Linked DNA regions of Homo sapiens: region 1 is linked to region 2. Evidence: chromatin contacts called from ENCODE Hi-C or POLR2A ChIA-PET data. All regions are on one chromosome and are shown on one strand. Each heading gives the region's core, a stretch centred on a gene start or an enhancer-like site at or near the end of the contact. The rest is flanking DNA. Distances are from core to core; before and after follow the strand shown.

Evidence for each region. A loop is a pair of places that touch in the nucleus more often than their neighbours do. ChIA-PET counts read pairs that join two places held with the same protein, here RNA polymerase II (POLR2A). Pooled maps may share reads with other maps.
Region 1: a loop to region 2 is called in a map of aorta, with 2.9 times the contacts of the local background. The contact joins two enhancer-like sites. A Hi-C loop is called at or near these places in 3 of 168 maps with a recorded cell type or tissue (aorta, heart right ventricle and sciatic nerve) and 1 of 50 pooled maps. POLR2A ChIA-PET finds 5 or more read pairs at or near these places in 1 of 52 experiments (AG04449).

The regions. Positions count from the first base shown.
Region 1 is chr10:15,570,411-15,573,110 of GRCh38, forward strand. It overlaps ITGA8 (integrin subunit alpha 8), which reads right to left. Exons shown (of 30, transcript NM_003638.3): 25 at 1,801-1,959. Among named protein-coding and RNA genes, the nearest start is that of ITGA8, 150 kb to the right of the region's middle. Within about 2 kb of position 1,346, at least 2 of the 41 ENCODE cell types and tissues checked have a DNase peak (open chromatin) inside an H3K27ac peak, as active enhancers do.
Region 2 is chr10:15,484,821-15,487,520 of GRCh38, forward strand. No RefSeq gene overlaps it. Among named protein-coding and RNA genes, the nearest start is that of FAM171A1, 110 kb to the left of the region's middle. Within about 2 kb of position 1,316, at least 2 of the 41 ENCODE cell types and tissues checked have a DNase peak (open chromatin) inside an H3K27ac peak, as active enhancers do.

The DNA of each region.
Region 1 (2,700 bases), core at 96-2,595, 86 kb after region 2:
CAGCCTGGCTAACATGGTGAAACCCCGTTTCTACTAAAAATACAAAAAAATTAGTCAGACGTGGTGGTACACGCCTGTAATCCCAGCTACTTGGGAGGCTGAGGCAGGAGAATTGCTTGAACACAGGAAGTGGAGGTTGCAGTGAGCCGAGATGGCGCCATTGCACTCCAGCTTGGGCAACAATAGCGAAACTCCATCTCAAAAAAAAAAAAAAAAAAAAAAAAGAGAATAAGTGGGGAGTAGGGAACACCAGGTGCTTAGTATATACTATGGCTTGGTTTGCAAGAATCTGTCAACATTTAAGACAAGTCATCTATTAATACTATCGTAGTCACAGTATGCCACAAAAAAACAAATAACTCACAACCAACATGGTGTACATTAAACCAGTTACATAATATATACAAACATATATAAATAGTGTCAGATATAAACTAAACATTACACTCAAAAAGAGTTAGAGGTCTCTGCAGAATCATGTGCTCAAAGAATCTATGACTGAAAGTACATGTTAAATGCAATGCAGGATATGTAAAAGTGTTAATTATTTAAATGTTATACATTTGCATTTGCAGATGTTATTTTATAATAAGCTACTGTCCTTAAAGAATTTAAAATCATCTCAATGAAGAGCAAAGAGGAAATGAGAAAAAAAAATTCCAGGAAGGAAATATTTTAAAGAATCTTGTGTAACACAAGTGGCCTTATGTATAATTTCTACATAAAGGAGGAGGCTGTTGTCTCATAAGTCCTTTACTAATGAACCCCCTTTAGTCTTCCCTTTGAATAGGAGGCATGTTGGGTTGAAAAAGAATGCCTTTCAGAATGAGCAATGACCCAGTGTCACTGGCTGAGGTAGGGGCAGACCTGCTCTGTCTTGGCTGGTGGCGTGGGTATTCCATGAAGCCTGCGCTGCGCCATTTTTAATAGAGACACTGTGTCCTGGTAGCTACTAGGAGAACGTTCGTTCTTACATGAAGTTATCTCCTAAGGACAATATCTGACTACAAGATGTTGTTGTCTTTTGTTTTTCTTTATACAAATGTGGCATTTTCAAGGGCTTATGCTAATTAATTTCTTTCTTTCACAGAAAAACATGAAAGCCAAATTTGGATGTTAATCTGGATGGGATCAGCTCCTTACTCCTTGTTTGTGAAAGTCAGGCCCACAGACTGGCATCAGGCACAGGAGGTGGGTGCTTGCAGAGAGGCAGAATCTCAGGTCCAACCCCAGCCCCTGCATTTTAACAGACAGCCAGGTGATTCAGAGGAAGTTTGAAAAGCACGGCTCTAGGCTTTAAGCTTCAATTAAAGAATAGGGTCCAGAACATTCCTTTCTGGGAGTTCTCATGGCCCTTGGCAAATTGCCACGGTTCACCACTTGCTATGGGCTGCAGCTGGAAGAGCCTCTTTTGGCAAAGATCCTTACGAAATTTGGCAATAGACCAAAAAGACTTTAAAAATAGCATTTTATACTAATTCTCCCAGATGTGATATGTCTATTTATGATTTTGGTTTGGATGTGCTGCTAATTGAGCCAAAAATAAAAGGTGCCTATTAAAATGGGTGAAATAAATGACAAGTCACCATAAGCAACAAAACAAAAAGAAATTTAAATTTGCTAGAAGGGATATTTTAAATTAGGCTTGGTGTTTTAACTATAAAATGAAAAGTTCTGATCAATGATCACTGAAGCAACTTAAAACGATTTCACTCTTCTTTTTTAAACAAGCCCAGTTTGTATTTTTTTCATACCATAAAAATAAAATCAACAAAGCCACTGATTAGACCAGACTCCTACCTTTATATCCTGTGGATTGATATTAGGATTTGGTTGGCACTGCAGAGGTCCCAGAGTTTGAATATGGAAAATATAGAGAAGAAATTCATCCCGGGCAGAGAAAGGCCAGCCCACCTCCAGGATGGTGTCACTGATGGTACTTGGTCCAATATTGTGCAGCTGTAAACAAGTGACATGTTATCTAATGACCCAGCAGAAGGCAGAGAGATAAAATCAAACTCCATATACTCTATACCCATTTTAGAAAGCATGTATTATTGGTTTTAAGTCATCTGGACTATGACTATGGAAAATAAGAAAATTCAAAGTCGATATGGCAAGAAGCACTCTGAAAGCATCATGGGCTGGTGTTTAGAGAAAACTCTTCAATCTGTGAAGCTCTAAGAGTGGATTTCCTCAGTTGAAGACCATACTACCCTTGTCTGATAACTGTGATGCTGGTTTTAAATTTATGTTAATTTAATCATAGCGCTAGAAATTTTAATTTTGATTTTATGCCTTCAAAACTTAGTGACTGTCTCTTTACATTGAAATCTGCCTCCGCTTTCTTGACTACTGACTGTCAATTGCAACCATATGTGATGTACTCTCTTTCACCCTCTGGAAGAATGTCCATCCATCAAGTGCCAAGGCGGGCCCATGATCACCACAGTTCATTTCGAGTGCGTGTTTCAAAGCTGAGCTCCTTCTGTTTCCATCAGCAGATCTCAAGGCAAGAAAGGCCACATCTCATAAAGAGATGAACATTTTTTAACACGTGAATCCTATACTTGGAGGACACAAAATTGTTTGCCCAAAACACTAAGTGCATTTACATTTATTCCAGTGTTTTAAAAATTTAAAGTCAGCAGGGATTTTCTTCTTTTTCTTTTTTTCTCAGTTCTGAAAATTACAGTGATC
Region 2 (2,700 bases), core at 66-2,565:
GCTACCACGCCCGGCTAATTTTTTGTATTTGTAGTAGAGATGGGGTTTCACCGTGTTAGCCAGGATGGTCTCGATCTCCTGACCTCGTGATCCACCCACCTTGGCCTCCCAGAGTGCTGGGATTACAGGCGTGAGCCACCGTGCCTCGCCAGTCCTGGGTTTTCTGAAAGGGGAGAGCTGATTTTTTAATATTAGTTTAGGAGTTGGGAGGAGGAAGCAACATTTATTTTGATTCTTGAACCATGAGAAATGAGCTGGGTAAAGATGAGGGGTGACTCTTGGCACAAAGTTTACACAAAAGTTGAGCAGGACATTTCATTGTCGTTGCAGTTGTTTGGATGGGAGGGGGAAAAGGAGTGATTTCCCTTCATTTTCCTAGTCATGACCCTAGGCGTGGAAAGAGGAAGTGACTCTTCTGCTACTTTTAGGCATAAGTTTCTTGGTATATGCACCATTCCTTTGAATTAAGCCATTCTGTTTCAGAAGGCTTCAGTAAAAACAGAAATTACCCAGGGAGGTAATACAAATTACCCATTAGCAATTTCAGATGACTTAAATTATTCCTTGACGTTTTCTAGTTACTTCTCTGGGTTCTGATGAAATGAGCAATGTGGCTATTGGATTTATTTTATTTACTTATTTCTTTTGAGACAAAGTGTCACTCTTGTTGCCCAGGCTGGAGGGCAGTGGTGCGATCTTGGCTCACTACAACGTCTGCCTCCCAGGTAAAAGTATAGTAGCAAGTGATTCTCCTGCCTCAGCCTCCCAAGTAGCTGGGATTACAGGCATGTGCCACCATACCTGGCTAATTTTTGTATTTTTAGTAGAGACAGCATTTCACCAAGTTGGCCAGGCTGGTCATGATCTCTGGACCTCAGGTGATCCTCCCACCTCGGCATCCCAAAGTGCTAGGATTGCAGGCATGAGCTACCATCCCCAGCCATGAATTTCAAAAGGAAGAAGTGAAGTTCAGAGGAAGGAAGGAAAAACAGAGATGGTAAGGTGCTGAGTTTACTCGGTGGTTTTCGGGAACTCTATTTCAACCTGGTGTTACTAGGTCTGACATTTACTCCCCTCAAAAGGTCCCATGCTAAAATAAGTTGGGAAAACATATGTTTAAAGGAAGTGAAAGTTTATTTATAGTAGGCATTTTTGGAGCTTTCATTATGCCAAAGTGCAACGTGACTCTTCAAGAAATGTTATAACATTAATCATTTTCTAAATGTATTTGACCTCAGAATCTCTCTTTTTTTGGAAAGGAATTAGTGTTTCAGCCAACACACGTTGTGCAATTTTGGTTTGGTCTATGGAGTAGTTGAGAGGATGAATAACTCCTGGAAGGGCCCCACTGTGTCACTGCAATGGCCAAAGCACTACATGGTGGAGAGTGTTGGGTTGACTCATTTGTACCCAAGATCAGCCTGATTTCTTGCTTGAATATATGTTTATGCCCTTCCATAACCTAGTGTGGATTTAAGAATATGTTAGTTCTGTAAACAATCCTCCCCCCAATTTATTTATTTTTTGTGATTTATTATTATTTCAAGATTAAAGATTTTCCATTATGCTCCCTAAAATGAGGTAGATCCGCAGAGAATCTGAGCTCTCATGCAATTGCTTTCTGGCCAAATGTGCAAACTCCTTCTATAAAAGTACCAGGCAATCCATCTTGTCCACTTGACCTCGTTTATCTCGCTTAGTTTATCAGTTCATCTTGGAAACACACTTTCACCAAGCTGACCATGACTATTTATATACACTTGGAAGACATTCCACTGGAAATTATTCTCGTACTGCTTTGCCAGTATAGCAGGGAAGTGGTAATAGGACCCTACTGTTTCATCACTATGTTTTCCTTAAGATAGTTTCCTGTGGTGTTATCAGCCAGTTTGAAGATTAAGAAAATCTCCTGCAGGCATTCCAAAACTCTTTTGTTGGAAGTTGGAAGGCATTCCTTCCAACTCTTTTGGTTTCTTCTGGAGCAAGAAATATTTATAAAAGATGGGAAGGCAAAAATCTAAGAGAGGAAAGAGGGGGAAAACTATTTGTTTTCTTTATTTCAACTATTTAGATATCTACTGTGCACAGGAGACTCTGGTGGGGACTGCAAAAAATGTGGAAAGGGGTATGATGTGGCCATGTGGTCCTTGCCATTAGGTCCAGCCTCCATTAGGAGGATGACAAGGGAGGAAAACAAGATATCTGCATAATTGATTAACTATCAGGCAGATAAAGGCAAATACGAGATAACATCAAAATGCCCCATGATTCACACTCTGGGAGGAGGGAGAATTTTCTGTAAAGACTTCATGAGAGGCCGGGCATGGTGGCTCATGCCTGTAATCCCAGCACTTTGGGAGGCAGAGGCAGGTGGATCATCTGAGACCAGGAGTGCAAGACCGGCTTGGCCAACATGGTGAAACTCCATCTCTACTAAAAATACAAATATTAGCTGGGCATGGTGGCGCATGCCTGTAGTCCCAAAGCTTCTCGGGAGGCTGAGGCAGGAGAATTGCTTGAACCTGGGAGGTGGAGGTTGCAGTGAGCCAAGATCACACCACTGCACTCCAGCCTGACTCCATCTCAAAACAAAAACAAAAACAAACAGACAAAAAAACACTTCATGAGAGAGGTGGCCCTTGAGATAGGCTTTGAAGGTTGGATAAGATTTCACCTTGAAGACAATTGGGGAAGCTGTTT